2 separate regions of the Homo sapiens genome follow, and region 2 is linked to region 1. The links are chromatin contacts, found by Hi-C in ENCODE. All regions are on one chromosome and are shown on one strand. The core of a region is the stretch at or near the end of the contact, and the rest is flanking DNA. Distances in the headings are between cores, read along the strand shown.

The links. Hi-C counts contacts between places; a loop is a spot of excess contacts on that map. Pooled maps may share reads with other maps.
Region 2: a loop to region 1 is called in a map with no recorded cell type, with 18 times the contacts of the local background. The contact joins two enhancer-like sites. A Hi-C loop is called at or near these places in 3 of 37 single-sample maps with no recorded cell type and 1 of 50 pooled maps.

What each region holds. Positions count from the first base shown.
Region 1 is chr10:92,753,760-92,761,269 of GRCh38, forward strand. No RefSeq gene overlaps it. Among named protein-coding and RNA genes, the nearest start is that of HHEX, 68 kb to the left of the region's middle. RefSeq lists enhancers at 480-4,473, 2,579-2,723, 3,265-3,464 and cis regulatory regions at 2,444-3,125, 2,642-2,659, 3,288-3,780. Within about 2 kb of position 4,097, at least 24 of the 41 ENCODE cell types and tissues checked have a DNase peak (open chromatin) inside an H3K27ac peak, as active enhancers do.
Region 2 is chr10:98,164,065-98,171,738 of GRCh38, forward strand. The region is part of intron 4 of R3HCC1L (R3H domain and coiled-coil containing 1 like); the gene reads left to right. Among named protein-coding and RNA genes, the nearest start is that of R3HCC1L, 33 kb to the left of the region's middle. RefSeq lists an enhancer at 6,538-6,587. Within about 2 kb of position 4,892, at least 2 of the 41 ENCODE cell types and tissues checked have a DNase peak (open chromatin) inside an H3K27ac peak, as active enhancers do.

The DNA of each region.
Region 1 (7,510 bases), core at 2,847-5,346:
TGCTTGAGGCCAGAAGTTTGAGACCAGCCTGGTCAACATAATGAGACCCCCATCGCCAGACAAATAATAATAATAATAATAATTATTATTATTATTATAAAGAATCAGAGAGAGAGAGTAAGCCTTGGAGGTAAGTAGCATGCCACAGATCACTTAGCAATCTAGAAACAGATTCTGAATTCTAGGTCCCACTCAGAGAAGGAGAAAGGGAAAGAAAGTGTGGCAGCCCTGACTTCTGTTCTTCAGAGGCAGCTTTATATGGTGGAGATTGCCTGGAGCCAGGAGATAAGGCCATGTGCTTTCTGGGCCTCAATTACTTCCCTTGTAAAATGAGAAAGAATTGGTCCACATGACTGCTAACTTCCTATCTCTATGTAAGAACCATGTGACTCTAGAATCATATTTAAATGGTAAAATGACAAGTGATCCAAGTGATTAATTTTTTTTATTGTCCTGATTTTTTTCCCCATCCTGGTGTGTGGTTTGGCTGAACTGACTGAATTTAAGGGAATATCTTTGATGTCCCAAATTACCTGGAGGAATTTCATCTCACAATTTTTCTCAAAGGCCTTTAGGACTGCTGCATTCTTTTTGAGATCCTTGCCTAGAAAACAATCTAGGAGCAGAACACGATGAGAGGTCAACAGCATTTTTTTTTTTTTATTAAGATGGAGTCTCGCTCTGTTGCCCAAGCTGGAGTGCAGTGGCACGATCTCAGCTCACTGCAGCCTCCGCCTCCCGGGTTCAAGGAATTCTCCTGCCTCAGCCTCCCGAGTAGCTGGGGCCTGCCACCACGCCTGGCCAATTTTTATATTTTTAGTAGAGGCAGGGTTTCTCTATGTTGGCCAGGCTGATCTCGAACTACTGACCTCAAATGATTCACCCATCTCGGCCTCCCAAAGTACTGGGATTACAGGTGTAAGCCACCACACCCAGCCATTTTTTTTTTTTTTTTGAGACAGAGTCTTGCTTTTGTTGCCCAGGCTGGAGTGCAGTGGTGGGATCTCAGCTCACTGCAACCTCTGCCTCCCAGGTTCAAGCGATTCTCCTGCCTCAGCCTCCTGAGTAGCTGGGATTACAGGCGTGTCCCACCATACTTGGCTAATTTTTGTATTTTTAGTAGAGACAGGGTTTCACCATGTTGGCCAGGCTGGTCTCGAACTCCTGATCTCAAATGATCCACCCACCTCGGCCTCCCACAGTGCTGGAATTACAGGCGTGAGCCACCACACCCATCCTGTCAAGCAGTATTAGTGCAATGTTTCCCCACCACACTCAGTCTAAAGCCACACTTCACGCCTACCAGGCCCTGCACTTTCTGGATCCGCCTTCCTTTCCAGCCTCCTATCCTATCCTCTCTCTTCATGTAATTTATTTTGGACACACAGGCTTTCCTTTAGTTCCTCAAAGGCACAAAACTCTTTCCTAACTCAGGACTTGCGAATAGACTGTTTTCTCTACTGGAGCTGTCTTCCTTCATTCATTGGTCGTTTGGATGATTCAGGCCTGAATACCACATCATCAGTTGGGCCTCCACTGGTATTAATATTTGGGCCTCCACTGACCACCTCATCTAAACGGAAATTGGACCACCCTATTCTTTCTCTTCAGAGCACTTAACATTATTTGCGTGTTTAATATCTGCTTCTCTAACTAGACTGGGAAGTCCATGAGGTCAGGGGCTATCTCTTTTTTGTTTACCACTGCATTTCCTAGCACGTAGTAAGCACTCAATATTTACTGGCCAGGTGCGGTGGCTCACGCCTGTAATCCCAGCACTTTGGGAGGCCCAGGCAGGCAGATCACTTGAGGTCAAGAGTTCGAGATCAGCCTGGCCAACGTGGTGAAACCCTGTCTCTACTAAAAATACAAAAATTAGCCAGGCATGGTGGCAGACGCCTGTAATCTCAGCTACTTGGGAGGCAGATGGAGGAGCATAGCTTGAACCCAGGAGGCGGAGGCTGCAGTGAGCTGAGACTGCACCACTGTACTCCAGTCTGGGTGATAAAGTGAGACTCATTTCAAAAACAAAAAAAAAAATTTACTAAATGAATGAATGAATGCATTCGCAGAAAATTCCCAGCACAATCTGCTCTTATTGGTTGTTTCTATATGACACAACCTACATAAACACTTAGTGAAATTGCCACGTTGACCCTGTTTTGGTATTGTAGAAACAGCTATTGGCCCTTGGATAAGTTGGCAAGGATTCCAATGTGTGTTTATTCAAACTGAATGGGCCTCTTTAGGGGCTCAGTGAGAACCCCAGGAGCCAGTTAATGCAACCTCAGTTCTCTCAATCTGACTTCTTGTAAAATTTCAGAGACATTCTCTTGGCTAAGAAGATAACTGAGATTTCAAGTTAGAACTGTAGTATCCTTAACAGAGAAAAGCAAGTGAATCTCAAGTGACCGATTTTGCCTGAGTAAAATCGGAATTAAATCATATGTGGAATTACGACAGAGTCATTGGATGACAATCAGCTTTGTTTCGTTTTTCTGGGACCACATGAAAAAGAGGTTATTTATTAAGAATGGAATAGTTCCTTTAAAATTCTGTAGCAATCATGTCTCTCTCTCTTTTTTTTTCCTTCCAGTCCATGGAAAGTGTTATCTCAGGCAGCTTTGTGCAGGAAGTTGGGTTTATCACTTCCTCACAGTTGCAGTTTGTCTAGGACTTAGCTACATGCTATCAGATTACATCAAAATGTAGGCCTTTGTGTGTTTAACTCATCAAAGGAGTGGGCCCTCAGGACTTGATATCACTTCACTGCAAACGCAGCCATGTAGCAAAACAAAGCCTATCTAAACAGGACACAACTATTTCTGTTGTGCGGCAGCTCCGCTAGCTCGCGCTTTCAGAAATGGTTGGGTTTTGGGTTTCAGGTGTCTGCACTGTTTCACTTCTTGTTTTTATATTTGTATCTTTTTAGAATTGCAGTCATTTGCCTGGTTATGTGCAAGGAAGGAAAACCCAAAATATTACCTATGAGGGAGGAGGCAAGATTGCCCCAATCCACAGTGTCAGTTGGAGGTAGCACTAACCCTTACCTCATCTTCTTGATTTTCACTTGAGAACTCAGTTGCTGCGGTCTCAGTAGTCTGGGCTTCAGGGCTGGCCATGTGGGGGTTTCAAACCTTGACTTCCCTGTGTCCTGGGGCAATTATTTCACCTCTGCGTTTCAGTGTTCCCATCTGAAAAATGAAGTTAATAATAGCACCTGCCTCATAGCTTCATGGTATGGAATAAATGACACAGATTAAAGAATATATGAAGAGCGCTTATAAAAAGTGCTCCCCATTGGAGGGATATCAGGATTTTAAAGTCTGAGGGGATACCACGCCCCAGGCCCTGCAGAGCAGCAAGACTAGCTGGCAGGGCAGCCAGTCCCAGGCTGGGCAAAGTTTCTCAGGCTGTACTTCCACCTTTGGGGCCTCGTTACTATTTTCTTCTCCGTGGAGTTCCCTCTTCTCTGTGGTGGGCTTTCTGCCAGATGCTGCCTCTATTGGCGGCCACAGGAAGCCAATGCAACTGTGAAGTAATACTTCTGCCTCAGGCCTGGCTCCGCCCTGTTGACCAAGGGTTTTTAGATCTGCTCAGCCAACTCTTTTTAATGCCTTGCCTAAAAAGGACTTCTCACCCAGCCCTGCTGCACTAGGATATGGCTGGCTGCCCCAGAGGCTTTGGACAGACAGTTTTCTGGAGAGAGAAAGGGTGGAGCGGACTTCTCCCTCTCAGCTCAATTCTTCAGGAGTTTGGGGTATCATTTTGTGGCAAGTCTCTCATATGATGCTCATTTACCAAAAGCAGGTGTTAAAGGAAGAGGGAGAGAGCTTGATTCTGTACAATCTCTTTGAGCCAGTGGAATAGAATGAGGCACTCTTAAAAAAATGATTTGCATCAGGAAGTATGCGAACTTTCACAGGCCTATGACCGGAAAGAAATTTAAGTTACACCTAAAAAATTGTATGCTTTAAGAAGGTAAATGGTTTTTCTTTTTCTTTTTTAAAATCTGAAACAATTTTGCATAGAAAATTGCAATCAGCCTAAGGGTTTGTTGCTGTTTTTTTTTTGCCTCACTTGGCCAGAGAGACTTTATTGCTTCTTTATACGTCAGTTATTCACTGATAGCTTGCTATCTTCATAGCTTCCTCCGATCCAGACCGTGAGGTGGCAGGTGTCCTGTGAGCCACACTCTGCCTCAGCTGTTTAGAGAATCACTTTGGAGACACCAGTCACCTCCATTCAGTGCTGCTGGCTTAGGGTTGGTGCCACAGGTTCCCATCCATTGGATTTTGCCTCTCTGTCCCTGGCATGGGCTCTTAGGCTGTCTTTTCAGCTTTTGCCCTTAGTATAATAGCACATGATAGTGTGGAATAGCCACAGCCACTCAGATCTGTTTCTTAGACTCCTCTTAATGGCCACAGGGTCAGTTTCACCTCACCCTCAAATCCTAAGCAGGACGCAGATTCCCTGTGTGTCTCTGGTATCCTGGGCTTCCCCTTGACTAGGAATAGAATTGGGACATTTGCCTACAGCCCTCTTAGGATAACTGTGACTGCTAAGTGAAGACCAGCACTTTCTGTTAGATTGATGAGATTAAACTTCTTTTTTTCCAATTATAATAGCAATAAATGTGTTTTCTTTACACATACACATACACACACCCCTATGCACAGAAACGTATAAAGTTTAAATTTTCAGACCTTCATATTAAGGCTACTAATGATAATTTGTTTGTTGTATGCTGTTCTAAGATTTATTTCAGTACAATAAAAGCATCATAAAAAAGAAAAAGATAATGGGATGTACACATACTCTTCTGAAACTTACGTGATTTCCTTCATAGTATATGTTGTATAGATTTAAATGTCAGTATATACAGATTTACCTTCTTATTTTGAGCGGCTGTGGCTATTCCACAGAATAATGTGCTATAATTTATTTACTCAGTTTCTTATTGGTAGACTTTGGACTATTTCAGCCTTTTTTTTTTTTTTTGGTTTAACAAACAGTACAGTACTACTGAACATCCTTGTGCAAACATTTTTGTGCTTATGTGTATTTCTGTAGAATTGTTGGGTTAAAGGTACATACCCTTGAAATTTTAACATGCATTGCTAAATTGAGTACCAGTGTAACAGCTTGCAATCTACCCAAAAGTCAGAAAAGTCTTGTTTCCCCAAACATGTATCAGCCTTAGTATTAGCAAATTTTATAGAGCTGATAGGCAAAAAAATTTGTTTTCATTTGTGTTTCCTTTGTTATTCACAAAACTGAACATCTTTTAAAGATGTGTTTTAGTTACCTGTATCTCCTCCTCTGTGAGTTTTCTGTTTGTATTGTTTGTCCATTGAAAAGTTGGACAAATGAACAAAAGTTGGACAAAGTTGAATTGTCTTTTTAATGACCTGAGCATCAGTTAGGATGTTTTGGCCTATAAATACAGAATCCTTACTAAAAGGTGGCTTATATTTATTGCTTATTATATTCCAAACACAGTGTCTGGATGGAGGTAGGGCATTCCAGGGCTGGGAAGTGGCTTATTGATTTTGCACACAGACTCTTTCTGCTATGTTTTACTCAACTTGTCCTCTTGTGGTTCAAGACAGCTGCCATAGTTCCAGTCATCACATAACAACCACCTCCAAAACCCAAAAAGCCATTCCCCAACCCCCAAATTCTCAAGCTTCTCTTCTGATCATGGAGTAAAATTCTTCCTAGCAGCTTCCTTGCAGACATCAGCACCCCGCCCCTCATGTCTCATTGGCCAAGATTGGGTCACGTGTCCCTTTCTAAGCCAAGATGCCCATGCATCTGCTATTTTTTTTTTTTTTAAGACAAGGTCTTGCTCTGTTGCCCAAGCTGGAGTGCAGTGTCATGATCTTGGCTCACTGCAACTTCCACCTCCTGGGTTCTAGTGATCCTCCCACCTCAGCCTCCCAAGTAGCTGGGACCACAGGGGCACACCACCACACTCAGCTAATTTTTCATAGAGAAGGAGTCTTGCTATGTTGCCCAGGCTGGTCTTGAACTCCTGGACTCAAGTGATCCACCTGCCTTGGCCTCTCAAATTGCTGGGATTACAGGTGTGAGGCGCCGTGCCTGGGTCTGCATCTGCTATGTTAAATAAAAATTTCCCCTTTAGTTATCACGTCTCCTGAATTAGTTGAAGCAGGCGCATGCACTTTGATTGTAATGCAACAATTTGAATTTAGGGGCAAATGCTGTATGCTGTGCCTAAAATATAAGGATTGGGCCAGGCACAGTGGCTCATGCCTGTAATCCCAGCATTCTGGGAGGCCGGGGTAGGCGGATCACTTGAGGTCAGGAGTTTGAGACCAGCCTGATCAACATAGTGAAACCCCATCTCTAATAAAAATACAAAAATTAGCCAGCTGTGATGGCATGTGTCTGTAATCCCAGCTACTCAGGCGGTTGAGGGAGGAGAATCACTTAAACCCGGCAGATGGAGGTTACAGGAAGCCAAGATTGTGCCACTGTACTCCAGCCTGGGTGACAAAGCAAGACTCCATCTCAAAAAAATAAAATAAAATAAAATATAAGGATTGTTGGCTTTGAATGATGTATCTTTAAAGGCTATATGTATGAGTTGAACATGGGCATCCCAGCTCCATAATATCTGGCCACTCTCAGTAAGTCATAATGCCACCACTCAGCTCCCAAAAGTAGGATAGCTCCATGGCCTTCTTTTCCAGGCAGCCAAAGGTAGAAGGATTGCCTCTGGTCTTTGTAGCCACTGTTAGGCCAGCCAGGGTCCACCGGTGGAATTTCTAGACTTCTCCAGATGAGATGAGGGAGATTGTTTTCTTAAGGGCTGTAACAATATCTACCTTTTTTGATAGATGCTGAGTTCTGACTGGAAACATGAGAAACTGTAACCCTCTTCATCTCTTCTGGGCCAAGGATGTGCCCTTCTCTCTCACTGGGCAGAGTAAGAATGGGAGGTGGCAGTTACAGTGTATTTTTGCTTTGTTTATGTCTTGTGAGTCAGCAAATCTCAGTCAGAGGAAATAGAAACGGATCTTAGTTACTCCTTTGTAACTAGCAAAATGTCTTTTAATCAGACTAAGAGACCTCCTCAGGTTCACATTCTCTGCTTTCAGAGTCTTGCTGGCATCTTCTGGGTACCAAGGCACTCAATTTTGGCTATGGACATGAAGGTCCATTCCAGAATCATTTAGGTGATCTTTATCCTTCTCCCTTGAGCTTTTTTTTTTTTTTTTTTTTTTTTTAAGACGGAGTTTTCCTCTGTCATCCAGGCTGGAGTGCAGTGGCATGATCTCGGCTCACTGCAACCTCCGCCTCCCAGGTTCAAGCAATTCTTCTGCCTCAGCCTCCCAAGTAGCTGGGATTACAGGCGCCTGCCACCACACCCAGCTAATTTTTGTATTTTTTGTAGAGACGGGGTTTCGCTATGTTGGCCAGGCTTGTCTCGAATTCCTGACCTCAGGTGATCCACCCGCCTTGGCCTCCTGAAGTGCTGGGA
Region 2 (7,674 bases), core at 3,642-6,141, 5.4 Mb after region 1:
GACGATGGGCCAGCCGATGTGCAGGGTGATAGCTTTAGGGGTAACCAGAGGGTTGGTCACAGCAACCGTCAGAAGATAAATATACTCATGTGCTGCTGACGCACATTGCAAAAATTGGATGGAAACTATGACATGATAATGGTGATTTGCCGAATTTTCTCTTAAATAGTTTTGTGCAGCTAAACACAGTGAGAAATAAATGTTGATGTTGAGAGCTGAGTTCAAACAAATTAGTCTCAAATAGAATCCAGGGATGAGGAACTATAGGCACAGAAAAAAGAGAGGAACAAGATTATCCTTAGATTTGTTTTTTCTTAGTCTTCTTGCTTTTGTCAGCATCAGAATACTGTCTTAGGTATTTCTGGATGTTTTGCATGGCTCATGTGAGTAGAAGCATAGGATTTCATTGTGGATGACTGAAAAGGCCTACATCTCAGAGCAAATCAAAGTGAGTTTTAATCTTGGTTATTTGAAATCTCCTTGTACCTGTCTTATTAGGAGTATTATTTTTTTTTTTAAGAAGAAACTAATTTGCAGCTGGCTATAAAGAGTGACACTGTGTCTGGGAAAATGCTGTACTAACACACTGTGCTGTCCCACAAGAGTACTTCTCAAGTCCCCAGATGCAGTGCTGACAATCTGTGACAGCCTGTGAATTGTTGGGCAGCAGTTGGGGAAGATGGACAGCAGAGTGAGGTGGTTGTGTGTAAGTTAGAGGAGGTGGGGAGGGGAAGAAGTGAGAGAAGAGCAGAGCAGTTTCTAAGTTTTGTGGGCAATTTGAATGGAAGGTGTTTTAGTTGTTGGGTTCTGCTAATACAGCTGTGAAATAAACAGCTAGAAGGTGGGGTGGAAATAGTGTATTTCACCTTTCCTTTCAAGGTGTTATTGATTCTGTCATCAAAACTGTAAAGTTGCCTGGGCATGGCAGCTCACCCCCGTAATCCCAGCACTTTGGGAGGCCCAGGTGGGCAGATCACTTGAGGCCAGGAGTTCGAGACCAGCCTGGCCAACACAGGGAAACCCTGTCTCTACTATAAATATAAAATATTAGCTGGGCATGGTGGTGTACGCCTGTAATCCCAGCTATTCTGGAGGCTGAGACAAGCTATTCCTTGCTTGAGCCAGGCAGGCGGATGTTGCAGTGAGCTGAGATTGCGCCAGTGCACTTCCAGCCTGGGCGACAGAATGAGACTCTGTCTCAAAAAATCAAATAACAAAAAACCCTGTAAGGTTCTATGTTCTATTGATGAAAGTATGGGTTGGATGGAATTAAAACTTTTGAGGAGACTAGAAATACCACATCATACCAGGAAATGAAACTATAAAGGTAAGGGTAATGGGGATAGGGCTTATCTTTTCCAGGAATTATTATAGTAGTAGTAAGGCCAGTTACCATATTTAGATCCACAATGGCTAGGCCTTTATCTCAGACAAATGTACATCTTGTTATTTATTTATTGGATTGATTTGATACGTATGCTATCCGCTGTTACTGTTTTTATAGCAAGCATTGTCAGACATCAAAGACAAGAATTTCTGGATATTATTTGGATTGTGGAGTGGAATTTAATGTGGGCAAGTTATGGTTCAGTTCTTTCTTTCAGTATGAGAATAGTTATACAAAGTAAATAGCTTTGCTACAATGAACCTTTGGCTGTAGCCAGACTAATATTGGGGACTGAATGTTTGTGTTCCCCCTAAACTCATATGTTGAAATCTGGTCCCCAATGTGATGGTGTTGGAGGTGGGGCCTTTGGGATGTAATTTAGTCATGAAGGTGGAGCCCTCATGAATGACATGGCTTCCCCTATAGGAAGAAGCCAGGGACCAGGTGCGATGGCTCATGCCTGTAATCCCAGCACTTTGGGAGGCCAAGGCGGGTGGCTCACCTGAGGTCAGGAGTTCGAAACCAGCCTGACCAACATGGTGAAACCCCATCTCTACTAAATACAAAAAATTAGCTGGCCTGGTGGCACATGCCTGTAATCCCAGCTGCTTGGGAAGCTGAGGCAGGAGAATCACTTGAACCCGGAGGTGGAGGTTGCAGTGAGCTAGGACTGTACCATTGCACTGCAGTCTGGGCAGCAAGAGTGAAAACTCTGTCTCAAAAATCAAACAAACAAACCAAGAAGAAGCCAGGGAGCTAGCTTGCTCTGTTTCTGCTGTATGAGAATACAATGGGAAATCAACCTACTGCAACCTGGAAGAGGGCCTGCTCCGGAACCAGGCCATGCTGGCACCCTGATCTTGGACTTCTAGCTATTAGAATTGTGAGAAATTTTTGTTGTTTTTAAGCCACCCAGTCTGTGGTACTTTGTTATAGCAGCATGAACTAAGACAACCAGTTTCTGTAAGTCTCCAAAATAACACTCTGACTTTTTGCGTCTTCACATGTTGAGTCTATTCTTTCCACTTGTAATATCTCCCCTCAGTTCTGTGTCTGAACTTCTAAATCTGTTTCTAAAGGCCTAGCCTCAGTTCCACCCACTTTATGACATTTTCCTCACCCATTCCAAGCCCTTAGTGATATTTTTCTCCTCTGGTTTCTATCATTTACTGCTTTTCTCTTTATTTGGTAGTTAGAGACATATATTCCCTTAAAACAACATTAAAACAATCTTTCCAATTAGGTAGAGACATCTTAAGGGGAAGCTTCATTTTTACTCTCTCGGCTTACTGCAACTTCTGCCTCCCAGGTTCAAGCGATTCTCCTGCCTCAGCCTCCCGAGTAGCTGGGACTACAGGTGCGTGCCACCATGCCTGGCTAATTTTTTGTATTTTTAGTAGAAATGGGGTTTCACCGTGTTAGCCAGGATGGTCTCGATCTCCTGACCTCCTGATCTGCCCACCTCAGCCTCCCAAAGTGCTGGGATTACAGGCGTGAGCCACCGCGCCTGACCCCTACTTTATAATTTCTACTACCCCAGCAGTGATGTCAATACAATATGTGCACTTAATAAGTATTTGATGGTAAAAAAAAAATGCCATTGCCTATTGTTAGCTTTTACCCATCTTTAACAATTATCTTTCTCTTTGTATCATAAGAATACTAGATAAGAATTCAGTTTAAATACCTGAGCCATGTTCGTTCAGGACATGATTCTTCTTGAAAGCCTTCTGTAGCCCTGTGTACAGGCATTCTGTTCCTTAAAGTAACGTTGCTTTGAAGATTTTACTGTATTGTAATTATTTGTTATTCTTGGAACTCTAATGAATAAACTTTGAAACTGCATAGAAGAGAAACTCTTAAATTTATTAACTTGTTAATGTTTTCTTTGCCTGAAACTTGCTTTTGGTTTCTCAGTTTCTCACCAGGCACATTTCACACCTGCTGGTATAGCTCCAAGGAGGGAGGTGATAGATACGGAGCTGTAGCTATTTCTCTAACAGACAGACTCTACCTCATTTATAAGTATTCATTTTTGTTGTTACTGTGATTTGGTATTTTAAAAATTAAACTGTTCTGTGCTATGCATTTTTACAAACATACATACAAAATAAATAGCTTTGCTACAATGAACCTTTGGCTGTAGCCAGACTAGCATTCTGGGCTATGCATTTTTACCCCAACATAATTTTTAGAAGATATGTGTTTTAGTCTTACAGTAGTAGTTAGATGCAGGGACTTTGAAATCCAATCCACGGACTTTGAAATCCTATCCAGCACTTGGAAACTGTGTAATCTTAAGTAACTTAAGTTTCAGATTTTTCATCTGTAAAGTTGGGATAATAATAGCTACCTCTTAGTATTGTAGTTGGGATAAAATGAGATAACATATATGACACTTAGCTGAGATTGAGTCTGGTGGCTTCTACTTTCAAAATTTACCCAGTGGTTTATTAGCTTTACTCTGTGAATCTTAAAGAGGAAAAGAAATCAAGTTTAATGCATGTCAAGGTTGAGGTAAAGCCCCCAAAGCTTTATCCATTTGAGCTCCTTTATTGTCAACTATAGGATGTCAGTTAAACCCAGAATAGACCCAGGAGAGGAACTAATTTCAAATAACTGTAGAAGCAGACCAACCTCCAGATGTGTATTGAGGGAAAGAAGTTTTAAGAGGGAGTTTTTTTCTTCTCTCCCTGCCCCCTACCGCCAGTTACATATGCAGAGTAGGAAGCAAACTTTTCTCTCTACCTTTGTATTACATATTATATTGCCATTGTTCGGTATATTAAAGCTTTTATCTGACTGCCTTTTGAGGTGGTCAATAATAGGTGCTAACATTAAACTTGGAGCAGTTAAGTCGGTGAGCTGTGTGGTTACCTTGTCAGTGGAGTGTGAAAAAGACTAAGCTGCGGACTGTTTCCCAGCCTATAAAGCGTGAAATCAGTTGGTGCTGATGCATGACGACTATAGCCAGTGTAGTATAAAATAAGCTGGGGGCATGAATTGTGTTATGTCGTGAGAAAGACCTTTTCATGCCAGTTTATTTATATATTTTGGGACCTCCAAGATCCTACTGGAATCATGTATCTTGTATCTTTTGTTGTCTTGATACTCAGTTTTTTCATGAAATGTTTCTTCCAGTTGTGCAAGCTGTATTCTTTGTCCAGCTGCAGGCAGAGAGGCAGAGGCAGTAAATATAAATGTCCAAGGCAGAGGCAGACTAATATTAAAATACTGTATTATATTCTGTTTAAGATTGCATCTGAAAATACCATCTGCAGTTGGTATTTGATGTACAGGTTTCTTCTGTTTTAGACCCAAGATTTGAACGTATACTCTACATTCTACTTTGAGCTTCTGCCAGGGTGAGAACTGTGTTACCAGTTTCACTGGTTGGTGGTCCCATGTTGAAATGTGCCTCTGGAGAAGGAAAGTAGAGAAGGGCAGCATTTTCAAATGCTTGGAGGAGTTGGTAGGAAGAAGTATAGAGATTATTCTTATGCGGAATAGAAGAGAGGGTGTTCCTCTCCTGACACCTGGTGAGGTTCTTTACCATATGGCTTTTGAGGGTGAGGCAAGGTGAATGAGGAAGTTTCAGAGACAACAGTGAATTATTGTCAGCCTTTTTAAGTCTGGAAGGTTATTGGAAATAGGCATGCCATGAAAGCATTAAAGATCTTTCATTCTTATCTTACTTGGTTTTCTCCTTTTACGGCAGCAGTCTTTGAACTCTTTTTGGTTGTTTTGCAGTTACATGGATTCTAAGCAAATTGTGAATATTTATGAAACTAATGCATCATTGTGAGACCATTCTGCTGAATATCAGGCAGTCTAGTCTAGTAGTTAAGTGCAGGGACTTTGAAATCCTAACCAACACTTAGAAGTTGTGTGATCTTTAGTTATTTAAGCTTCAGATTTCTCCTATATAAAATTGGGATAATCATAGCTATCTCTTAGTACTATAGTTGGAACCAAATGAGATAATGTATATACAATGTTTACCACAGTCCCTGTCATGTAGTAAGCACTCTGTAAATGGTAGCTGATTATTCTTCTTTCTCTTCCTCTACTACTACTAAATCACTGCTCTACCACTACTTCACTTTTGCTTGTAGGGCCTAAACTGTAATGAAACAGAAAACACAATTAGACATGGTTCATCGCGGCAGATTTTGAAAAATATGTCATTGTTCTCTTGGGCATGGCTTAATAGTTCTTTCTTAACTAAGTAGAAACTATAAAAAGACTTTTTAAAATGAAAGATAAGAATCTTTGTCTTGGTTTAAGATAGCTTTGCAAATGAGTGTACAAAACTAGTTATTCTAAAATGTATTTGCTTAATGCAAATAAATCAGCCTTTATATGAGCTTAGGGAATATGTAAAACTAACAGCTCGAAGAATTGTCATTCCTTATTACTCACCTAACACAACCTTTTTTTTTTTTTTTTTTTGGAGTGAGTGCTTTTTTTTGGGAATTGTTTGAAGTTTTTTTCTTGTGCCAAGAATAGTCACAGTAGAAGTCTTGTCCAGTGTATGAGGCACATTTTTGGGGGAATGGGATGGAAAAATCACCCTGATCATTTATCCTTAATGGTAATGAGTATTAGTGTGGATAATATATTTGGATTTGATGTGCATTATGTGATTATTTCTTCAGCACAATTAACTTCCTGATTAAACTTTGCTCAGCATATATTGTGAGCATATACTCGGTGGAAAACTGATAATACTGCTATAATGGTGGTAAAACTGCTAGTTTAGTTGATAGACAATCTGGGTTCTGGTCTTAGTTACTACCACTCTAATAGTCTTAGATAAATCCCTCAACCAGATGATTTTCAAAGGCTCTTTTCAGCTATAAGCTTTTTGTTGGTTTGTTTTGAGACTGGGTCTTGCTCTGTCACCCAGGCTGGAGTACAGTGTCACAATCATAGTTCACTGCACCCTCAAATTCATGGGCTCAAGCAGTCTCCCTCCCTCTCAGCCTTCCAAGTAGTGAGGGTTACAGGTATGTGCTACCGTTCCCAGCTAATTTTTTATCTTGTTTTAATTTTTTAGAGACAGAGTCTTGCTAAGTTGCCCAGGCTGGTCTTGAACTCCTGGCCTCAGGCAGTACTCCCACCTCGGCTTCCCAGAGTGCTGGGATTGCCTGCGTGAGCCACTGTGCCTGGCTTCAGCTATAAGATTTGAAGATAGGTATGCAGGTGGCTTAGAAACTGGGAAATGTAGTAGTGACACATTTTGGCCACCAGAGGGTGAAGTCCAGTCATTGAAGTTGTGCTCTGTATTTGACCAGAATGTGGCATTCTTGGAAATGAAGAGGACACATTGACCCTCTGTTCATTTAGGTTAAGTCATAGAGCCTCTTGCTCTCTGATTCTGCTTTCACTTATTATCTTTCTAAAACTTTCTGGGTAGGGCTGGGGCAGATACTAAAGAAAGGAGAAGAAAGGAATAGAGGTATCTAATTGTCAGCTATTCATCCAATTTTGTTCTGTAAGATAGTGAATAGCTTTCAGATGACCTATGGGCAACCTTGATGGGAAGCACAATAGTATATAGGTCACCACACTTAATTATTTGTGGCCACCTTCCTTCCCCAAAACACATAGGCATGCACACAACACTTAACCCTCATTGCCTTCACTCTCTCTGAAATTCCAAGGATGAAAACAGAATGTCTGAGAAATATAGTAGCGTGAGCACAGCCCTTATAATTGTAACCAAGGTTCCAGTCTTGCATTGCCACTTAATATCTGTGTAACCACAGACATTACAATTTTGAATTCTCAGTATCTTTATCTGAAAAACTAGGATGTTGAATTCTGACCTATACAATCCCTTTCGGTAAGTCTAATTCCAAGGCTCTGTAAAAATTCTTTAATGTTTATTTGAAGGGCAGTGCTATTCTTAATACAACACTTTAATAAAGTAGTATCTTTAAACAATAGCATGTTCTTTTTTGATAGAAACAGAGCTCTAGATGTTGTTAAGGCATAGATATTAAAGAAGTAAACTATCATGACATCAAATAGAAAGACAGTTACTGCTCCACCGTGGCATTTTTTTGGCCCCATAAACAAATACAAACTAATTCTCTGTGAATATAGGCTCAGGATAGCAGTGGTTCAATCAAGAGGGGCCAAGACTAGGAGGAGCCAGGCCAAGCTGATTTCGGGTATAGTTAATAGTGAAACATTATGAGAAGAAGTCATTTGGGGATAAGTAAGCTTAGCAAAAGAGAGCATGTAGGTTCTGGGAACCTATGTCATGAAGCTGGAGTCAG